Linked DNA regions of Homo sapiens: region 2 is linked to region 1. A link is a contact called in ENCODE Hi-C data. All regions are on one chromosome and are shown on one strand. The core of a region is the stretch at or near the end of the contact, and the rest is flanking DNA. Distances in the headings are between cores, read along the strand shown.

Evidence for each region. A loop is a pair of places that touch in the nucleus more often than their neighbours do. Pooled maps may share reads with other maps.
Region 2: a map of naive thymus-derived CD4-positive, alpha-beta T cell shows a loop between it and region 1 (4-fold over the local background). The contact joins the promoter of IFIH1 here to the enhancer-like site in region 1. A Hi-C loop is called at or near these places in 1 of 168 maps with a recorded cell type or tissue (naive thymus-derived CD4-positive, alpha-beta T cell), 2 of 37 single-sample maps with no recorded cell type and 8 of 50 pooled maps.

What each region holds. Positions count from the first base shown.
Region 1 is chr2:161,074,604-161,079,844 of GRCh38, forward strand. No RefSeq gene overlaps it. Among named protein-coding and RNA genes, the nearest start is that of TANK-AS1, 83 kb to the right of the region's middle. Within about 2 kb of position 3,053, at least 11 of the 41 ENCODE cell types and tissues checked have a DNase peak (open chromatin) inside an H3K27ac peak, as active enhancers do.
Region 2 is chr2:162,316,522-162,321,618 of GRCh38, forward strand. IFIH1 (interferon induced with helicase C domain 1) reads right to left here and starts at 2,163. Exons shown (of 16, transcript NM_022168.4): 1 at 1,334-2,163. The coding sequence starts at 1,786. It also overlaps a transcript of GCA not described here. RefSeq lists a silencer at 1,958-2,047 and enhancers at 2,078-2,627, 2,196-3,395.

The DNA of each region.
Region 1 (5,241 bases), core at 1,803-4,302:
GTAGAAAGCAAGCTGCTGGTGATTAGATAAAAGATATTCTATTCTCCTGCCTTGACAAACACATCTTTATAATGATAAAAAATTAAAGTGTGTGAAAAGCTATGATTTTTATATATAGTAATTGAAATTAAGCAAAATATCAAAAAGGAATAAATTGAATTTCATCATGTATGTATGTTCATAGGTTAGTAATGTTTTTATGACAAGTACAATACATATAATTCATAATTTATTATATATTATTCCATAAAATGTTTCTGTCTTGCTTTAATTTCCATAGCATCACAAATGTTGTTATAATCAAGATTTTCACATTATTTGTGCTTTATTGATAGTAATGCCAAATTAGACAAACTTTCTTGAGTCACTGTTGTTTTTAAATAAATTTTTATTAATTCCTGTTTAAAGAAACTTGGCTCTGCTGAGGCAATAGGGGCAGGAATTGTCAAGTTATTAATTCAATAGTTAGATTTAGAAATGAGTAAGATATACATGTCTTGCTCAGATATTGTAAAAGTGATATATTGATAAATTATTACAGAAAATATTGCAAAATATTTTTAACTTCACCATATGTATAGCTATTGCCTATATTGCAACTTTTATCATCTCTTAAAGCAATATGTAGATCTACTCATAATGTAAAAAATCAATATCTTTTACATGCTTCAAAAATTTTAAGCTAAAACCTATATATATACACAAATCCGAGTAATATAAACTAATCCTACAGAATTTCTACAGCTTTGTGCAACTGTTTCAAATATTGCACTAATTTATGAGTACCTCTAGAACCACAAATTGGAACAAGAAGTGAAGCGAGAAAATAGACATTCAGCACTGGGATACTTCACCATAACAAGAATCTATTTCATGCATGTTAATTAAGAGGGAGAATTTAACAAGTTAGACATTTATATTTTCATGTAGCTCAGTGTTTCCACTGCTCCTGGATTCCAAGTAGTGTGTGTCTTCCATACCAATAGTATTTCAACCCATACACTTCCATGCCATTTGAACGGGTGACTTTTGTTTTGAGGCCATCAAGCAGATTTGAAGAAGGATTTCTCTGTGGCCTGAATGGTGTTTGTCCTGAGACTGAATTTTTAGGATTACCAAGTGACAGAGGCACCCATGCATTCTTTAATGAATTCATTTTATGTGTGATACAAGGGGCCCTCTAAATTGTAGGACCTGGACAGAGACTCCTCTTTCCTGGGCTAAGAGCTGTACTCATTGCAGCAATGCAGAGGGACATTCCAAAAGGAATTAAGTCACTTATGTAAATCCTTCAGGAGAGATTTTGCCAGCCTCCTTTTCACCTTACCTCCTGTTCATCATTAATTATGCATGGTTGAGAAGATGTAAGAAAAACAAAATAGTATGATTTAGCACAAGCTTGTCCAACCCGCAGCCTTGATCCCACGTGCAGCCCAGGACGGCTTTGAATGTGGCCCAACACAAATTCATACTTTCTTAAAACATAATGTGATTTTGGGGGATTTTTGTTGTTGTTGTTCTCAGCTATCATTACTATTAGCGTATTTTTTGTATGGCCCAAGACAATTCTTCCAATGTGACCCAGGAAAGCCAAAATATTGGACACCCCTGATTTAGTACATCTTACATTCTTAAGCATTGATATAAGCACTTTATGTGCTTTAACATATTTTTATCTTCACAACCAAAGAAATAAATAATCTTATTATTCCTTTTTTTTAATGAGAAAATTGAGACACAAAGGTTACACAACTTGCCTCAGGTCACAGAGCTGGGAAGCAGTGGAGCTGGTAGGACAGAAATTAGTCAATGATTCTTTTATTCCGTGACTTCTTCCTTCTTCAGGTCTTACTTTTGATTTGCTTTTTGATTAAAGATTTTCTCAAAACAGTGCTAACACATTTAACAATGTGTTAAAACTGCTTGGGTTCTAATCCTGACTCTACCACTTGCCAACTGGGTATCCTTAGAAGTCACACTCTGTAAAGCAGAAACGGTCATAGTACCAATCTCATAGTGTTAATGTGAGAAATAAATCATGTAATAATGTACAGCATTTTTAATATTAGGTGCCATGTAAATGTTTGCTTTTGTTATTGTTCTGTTATTATGTATGGTTTATTTTCTAAGCTGCCCAATATGGAAAAAATCGTGACTTTCTTAGAGCTCTGTTGTGTGGTAGTTGAGTTAAAATATGAAAGACACTTAAAACAATGCCAGGCCAGGCGTGGTCGTTCCTGCCTGTAATCCCAGCACTTTAGGAGGCTGAGGCGATCACCTGAAGTCAGGAGTTTGAGTCCAGCCTGGGCAACATGGCAAAATCCCATCTCTACTAAAAATACAAAAATTAGCTGGGCATGGTGGCAGCCGTCTGTAATCCCAGGTACTCGGGAGGCTGAGGCAGGAGAGTCGCTTTAACTCGGGAGGCAGAGGTTGCAGTGAGCCAAGATCGCGCCACTACACTCCAGCCTGGGTGACAGAGCTCCATCTCAAAACAAACAAACAAACTTTGTATGTCCGTGTGTCAGTGGGGCTCATTCCAACATTTTGCCCCAGCACACTGAGGCGTGAGGCACGCTTCCAGAAGTAGCAGGGGCTACTGGGATATTTTGAGAGTATTTAAATAGTGAGCAGAAGGAACAGATAAGGGGAGAAAGTAGAGAATTAAACATGAGAGAGAACAAAAGAACAATGAAAAGTGTGAGGCCTTGGAAGAACTGTGAGAAATGGAATTCAAAGGGTTATTAAGGAATTAACCTCAGGAAGGAAAAGGAGCACATATTCGTGTGTAATACAGGGTAACAAAGAATGACTAGTGAGAATGAAGATGTTTACAGATTAGTTGGCAGAACTGGGGGAAATTTCTCTCTGGTGACCTCAATTTTCCCTATAAAATAGGAAGTGAAGTCATCTGTTGGACATAGTGAGAGCCAAATTTTGAAGAGAGAATAGAGGAAGTTTGAAATAGTAGCTGCAGAGAAGGGAAGAGATAATGGGACAGGCTTGAAGACCTAAATGACTTTACAATGGTTCAGAACACATGATGTGGCTGTGCGGTTTCCTTTAACACTGCTCAGAAATACTGTATGAGTTCAGGGAAAACAGCTGGGTTGGGGTTTTGCGAGGCTGTCACTATGGAAGGAAATACAGGTTTAAAGATACTGACAAAACAAAGGATGAAGTGATAAACCACAATGTCTAGATTCAGTTGACAAGGAAGATGACGGGGGAGTTGGGAGCAAGAAGTGGGGTTTATTTGGGGACACAGGTGACATTGAAGGATTGGGTGGCAGTAGCCAAATGTGAAGGTCACAAGGCAGTATAACTATGGTCAGAGATTTCCCAACAGTACAGATTTGAATGTAATATTTCAGAAGGTTCTGGATCATGACAGCATCAGGGTGCTGCCCTGGGAGGAGGGGCTGAAGAGAAACACAGTAAAAGTCCCTAGAGATGAGAAAATAAAGAAACTGAGAGGCCAAGCAATTGGATGGTATATTAGTTTGCTAGGGCTTCCCAAGTGCCACAGACTGGGTGGCTTAAACCACAGAAATTCATTTCCTCACAGTTGTGGAGGCTGGCACTCTGAGATCAAGGCGTGAGCAAGGTCTTTCTTCAGAGGCTTGTCTTGGCTTGTCGGTAGCCGTATTCTCCCTGTGCCTTTAAGTGTTCTTTCTTCTCTGTCTGTGAACTAATCTTCCCTTACAAGGACATGGGTCATATTGGATTGAGACCAATCTCCAAAGACTTCATTTAACCTTCATTAACTCTTTAAAGACCCCATTTCCAAATATAGTCATATCCTGGGGCAATAGAACTTAGGACTTCAACATATGAATGGGGATGGAGCTGAAAACACAATTTAGCCCACAACAGAATGGTCATTCAGGAAGAGACAGAGGGCACCCAGAATGGTGGTAAAATGGGTAGAGATGATGAGGGGAAATGAGGTACCCAACTCTTCAGTGTTTAAGGTGGCTAATTAGCTTGTTGCTGTTTCATAGAGTTTGTGTATTCCTCCATATTATTTAGGATTCCAAGCCATTTTTTTGTGCAGTATTTTTTTCATAGACCCATAACCCATGTCAGTTTTTTTGTTGTAGTGTCAATTTTTGTCTTTTACCAAAGACAGGGATTGTGGCTTGTACAACCCTATCCATTCAGCTAAGTGTGAGCCCCTCATTGACTGTGTAGCTGGAAATCTGGCTAAAATGACAAGTACCTGGACAAACATTCGTCATATATGACAGCATAAGACTAACAGAGAATCCACTCTCACTCCACCCCACTCTCACTCCATGGCTAGATTCTCTGACACACTGAACATAGAGCATAAAACAAAGCCTCAACCTACAATGCACACACATACTCCTAGAACTCTTAGAACTTTCCCATTTTCTACCCTTGTCATAATAAAAATGCCTACCATTTATTGAACAAAGCATTGTACAAGGTACTATGCTTTGTGCTGTACATTCACTATCTCATTTAATACTAACAGCAACCCTAGATGAGGAAATTGAGTAGAGAGAGGTTAAATAACCCACTTAGAGTCACCTAGCTAGTAAGTGGCAAGTCTGTCTGACTCTTCAAGTACTACATTCAACTACAGTGCTTTATTTGTGGGGACCAAATCTCCCCAGATGCAATGGCATGCCACCAATCCCATTCCCTTCCAGGGTGTTTATGAATTGATGTGGAAAGTGGGAGTGAAGAACAGTATACCTCAAAAAGTACTTCTTTTGTCATCCATTTTTTTTCTTGATTGTTCTAAACCCTGGACCAATCAGCAGGGCTCATGGAGAAATACTTGGCTTTTTACCTTCTTTCAGCTTAGCTGTCCTGTTATATTTCAGGAGGCAATTATTAGCTAACTTAAAAATTGTTTTTCCTCAATCTGCTTTTATTTCCTTGTGGAAATGGATACAAATTTTTATAGGTTTTAGCAATAGATTATCTGTCAGTTTTAGTTTTAGCATGAGGTAATGTGAGGTTTGCCTTTTACCAGTATTTCATAAACATTTAGTGGGCGAGTGGGAGAAATTGAATCAGTGGCTGCCAATTGCATGCCATTTTATTATAGGATTTTCTCCCTTTGTGTTTTTTATACCTCTTTCTCTCATGATGGTACTTTCTATTATCTCAGAAAACCATTAGGGTCATTGACAATTTAGTGTTTGAAGTTGCTGAGCTGAGAGGGACATTAACGTCAAGTCATAATGAGAATCTACCTACCCATTT
Region 2 (5,097 bases), core at 913-3,412, 1.2 Mb after region 1:
TGTGTCTGTCAAGTCTACAAAAGATCACTAACTTTATTCACTAAAGACTAAATTGCATCATAGGCTATAGCAAATCAATCAAATGCCCAGAAGTTTGTATGAATATACAAACAATGGATGACCCAAAAGAGAGAGAGAGAAAAAAACCATGTGAAAATCATAGAGTGGTGTAGACAAAGCCTTTGACTTTTAGTCATGGCTTTATTTGTCTACATGTCTTCCAAAACAAGACTTTTGACTTACGAGCCTGAATAAGTCACATTCAAACAGGTCAGCATTTATACACATCACAGTACATCTTCACTTATCAAAAAATAATTCATATCACATTCAATGTAAAGTCATCAGTAAAATTCGCCCTGTCAAAATGCTACCTTAAGAAAAATGAGTTTCTTCACTAACATGAAAAACTGAAACTAGCAACACATTCTTTCAATGAATTGTTTCTAAATTTTGATTCTCAAAGAATGTTGAAACTTTGATTAAAGAAAAAGGGTGTGTGTGTGTGTGTGTGTGTGTGTGTGTGTGTGATTGCAATTTACCCATTTGGGCTAAGACTAAATGGCACAAAGTGTAATGTAGGGCAAAGATTGGAAAACTTTTTCTCTAAAATGCCAGATAATAAATATTTTTGGCTTTAAGGGCACACAGTCTCCATCCAATTGCCTTTGGAGTAGAAAAGCAGCCACAAGCAATATGTAAACAAACGAGCATGACTGTGTTCCAATAAAACTTTATGAACACTGAAAATTAAAAATTGAAAAATCTGAAGACCATTCTTAGCCTGTGGGCCTGAAAAAAACAGTAGCAGGCTTGATTTAGCCCATGGGCCGTAGTTTACTAACCCCTGCTCCATGGAACTACATTAAATAAGAAAAACATTCAACACTATCACAAGCTAAATTCTTAGCTCTGCCACTGTTTTTCCTGGGAGACCTTGGACAAATTATTTAACCTGCCTCAGGTTTCTCATCTGTAAAATGGAGTTAATAACATTAGGAGCCTCAGTGGGTTACTCTGAACATGAACTGTAGTAATACATTTTGAAAATGATACCAACTGCACATAGTAAGTGTTCAATAAAAGTTACCTGTTAATACACATTACGATTCTAGAGTTAACTCCTTTTTACTTCAGTGAAAACATTAGAAAAGTAGTTCTTTTGTGTTTAAATTTTTAAAATTGTCTTAAAGTGCCTAGATGTTGTCTTCTCAAAGGAAGAAACTAGATTTGCCCAAAGAGGTCAAGCACATTTGGAAAGGGGCAAACGCACAAGGAAGCCTGCTTTGCAAAATCTGCCTAAAAGGCTAGCTCCATCTGAACAGACACCTACCCGGTTTCTGTCTTCAATTGTCAACAGTTCCTCCTCCATGCACTTATCCAAGACGTCTCTAACTAGAAGCTTGTCCACCAGAGTGGGCTGAAGGAGGTTCAGCAGTTGGAGATATTCATCATGAGCGTTCTCAAACGATGGAGAGGGCAAGTCCGTGAGCTCAGGGTTCATGTAGCGGGCGGCCAGAGGGCTGCCGGTTCTCCGGAGGGCCTCCACGAATTCCCGAGTCCAACCAAGGTGCCAGACTCCCTTCTCCAAGGTGCTCAGCAGCAGTTCAACTGCCTGCATGTTCCCGGAGGTGGCGACTGTCCTCTGAATCTGCTCCTTCACCTCTGCAGGCAGAAAGGTCAGGTAGTCCAGCACAGGCTCCACCTGGATGTACATTTTCACCCTGGCCCTGAAGCACGAGATGAGATAGCGGAAATTCTCGTCTGTGGAATACCCATTCGACATCTTTCTTTCTCAGAGAAGGGAGAGGGTTCTCCCAAGCAGATGGTGCTGTTGTCTGCGGGACAGGTGAAATGTGCGTGCCGCTGTCCGCTGCCCACTTAGAGAAGCAGGGTCTACCGCTCTGTGCCTGACAATGACGAGGTTGTCCACAGGGCTCTCAGGCCGGCGCGCGGGGCTGCACTCGCACCTGGGCAGGTGGGCAGGCGGGCAGGTGGGCAGCGGGGCGGCGCGCGGGGCCGCGGCAGGCAGGTGCGGCCGGCAGGCGCGGCACTTTGGACTCTGCGGTGTGCGCCTGGGGTCCCGGACCGGGGCGATCCTGCTGCACACTCGGGTAGGAGCTTTGAGTCCAGCTTTCTGTCAGGCAGTTCTTACAGAGTTTGCCTGACTTTGGTTTCTGTTTCGATTCTCTTCTCAGGACTTTGTAAACGTAATCTGCCTGGCGGGGAGGGAGTTTCCTCAGGGAGACGCCACCTTTTGGTCGGGGCGGGTGAAGAGAGGAGGCCTTTGGTTAAGGACACCGCGGGAAACAGAAAAGGAAAGCGAATTCTCTCTGACACCAAGACCAACGCTCTAGCAAAGCTCCTCCGGCGGATATTTTGTTTTCCCAGCAGGTTCTGCCTTAACAATAAGGTCCTTTGTAGGCCAAAATGTGCAGGGCATAAAAGCATGTGATTTGGGACTTTCCAAAGGGGAAGTGAACAGAAACTGCCACAGACCCGGACGTGAACAGGGAGTTACCCTCGGCTGGTGAATGTAGGCAGGCCTGGCTGAGGGTGGTGAGACTGCGAGGGACAGGTGAGAGATGAAGCTCAGAAGACATCTTTGCAGAGATGTGGAGAAGACAGGAGGAAGTCCTTCCTAAAATAAACCTGACCTCCTGTGGGTTCCCAAACACTAACTTGTTTCCCTGGGAATTTGGAGGTGGGTTCGAAAAAGTGAGTAACAATAAACAGTTAACTTTACTGCCTCATATTTAGATTGCTGGTATTTATGCAGCTTTGACCAGGACCTGGTAACAGATGTGGATGGACTTGAACCACCAACTCAGCTTAGAAGGAAGCCAAGACTTAAAGTTTCCTAGATCCCAGCTTGTAAGTTCCCTATATTCTTTAATATACAACTTTCCTTTAATAAAACAAAACAAAAAAATCCCCCAACAACTTATTTTTGATATAGCTGCCATTCTTTTCTTGGATTCAATACAGCAAGTTTTGGCTGGAGCAGCTAGGAACTTAATTAGCAACTAATGTACCAACTTGTAGTAAACATCAACATTTGTCTATGTCATGAGAGAAAAAAAACATATTCACACTGAAAAATGGCAGCTTCATTTTGGTACAGAAGCCACATAAATGTGAGTCCTTAAGGTTACTACTCATTCTGAAGGCATTCTGTAGCCACATGTGACTGTGGGTGGTAGGCACATACGCACCATAACTAGAATCTCATGGTCCAGAATTATATAAAGGATGGAGAGATCATTTAGGTTATCAAAGAGACATATTTAGGAAAAATAATCTGTTAGCAAAGTACATTCAATAAAGTCTGTGTAGGCCAGGAAAACCTGATAGTGCTTTGAACAGGATAATAGAAGTACAGAGTCTTGGTGAGTGTTTACTAGGGGCATACAAAATATCCAAATGAGCACTTTATGGTAACATGTCTTATTTTATTCTCTAATTATCTTATGTAGCAAGGCTTTTTCTACCCCTGAAGGATTGTAAGCTGCTTGAAGAAGGGATATATTTACATAGTAACTAGTACACTACTCACAACTGGTGGGCTCTTGATGACATCTCTCCTGGGAGTTGTATTTGAGTTGACCATAGCAGCTGGCATAATGTTAAATACACTGAAAGTTGAAGTAAATGAAACCTTGGGCTTGCAGGTAGGCCTGATTTATACTGTTCTTTTCTGTTTCTTCACAGAACCCTACTCCTTTTTCACTTAATTTTGGGAGATGACCTTGTACCCAGATAGAGGATAATCCAATTAGATGTTTCTACAAAAGCACTCAAATTATTAATTTTAAGTATTGGGTCTATGAAAATATCTTTTAAGGCTGTTGCAAAAACATACTCCTATCCCCCAGCTGCCAGTGGGTTTTATTCAACATGTTAAAGCACAAACTAACAAACCAAAAAACATTCTTTTTCCTGGCACTTATCCTTCTGTTTCTTGGTTTCAAACATGGGGGAATGAGAAGGGGTTGCTGACTGAATATGGGGAACCAGTTAATGTTATTTTCTTCATACCACTTAATTGTTGCTCTGGAAGAGAAAGGATCAAATGTTTGGTATTTGACCTGTTCTCAAATAATAAACATTTAAACCAAAGATATTTAAATATTTGGCATTCAAATTATATCATTCATTGTATCATCTAGTCATTTAAAATATGTTTATTAAGTATCTATTACATGACCAGCACTGATCTAGGTGCAGTTAATAAAATTAACAAAGCTCCTACTTTTATGGAGTTCACATTCTAATGGGAGTGGGAAGATAGATGGTAAGTAATGACTAAAAAATATGCAATGTGCAGGTGAGGATAAATGCCCTGAAGACCATAGTAAATCTACATAATAATGTATATTACAGTTTCACAGGTTGATTTCCCAAATAGTCATCCTCCTCTAACCCTATTAGCATCACATAATACCCAACAATAACAATTCATATTTTCTCACAAGTAGGAGTCTCTCTGCTGGATGAGGTCTGAGTGATGAGGATTAGGTGTGGGTGGAAGGGACTTCTTTTTTAGGAATCTCCCATAGTCTTGATGGGACCCTTTTTGGAGAAAGGAGGTTAAGGAAACAAAAGCCAAGACACAATCTCTCACAATGTATCCTTTTTTCATCTATATTTTTTGCATCATGATTTAGTTTATTTTCTGTTTTTCACTTGAGTAATTAATTGTTTTCCTCTGTCAAGTTTCTTCTACTAGGTTTCATTTTAATCCTTTTCACCAGTTCCCAAATGTAAGTTTCTTTTTCCTTTCTCTTTTGAGGCAGGAGATCCTGCTGAACTATGTATTTTCCCATTGTTATGCAACTTTTCATTTGAGTTTTTAAGAAGTAGTAACAATATGAGCTGCCACTACAATTTAACGACCATGCATAGCAATAATGTCTTTTTCAAAGAAAATGACAATAATTTTAGTTTAGTGAGAAACCCTGGAATTGTTGTTCTGTTCCTTTACTTGTTTGCTCATTTGTATCAATAATGAGCCTGCTTTGTGTAATTTAAAGTGTTAGATGCTCTTAACCTGGCAGTGTGGGGTATGGTTAAGCACAGAGACTCTGAGTTCAGGCT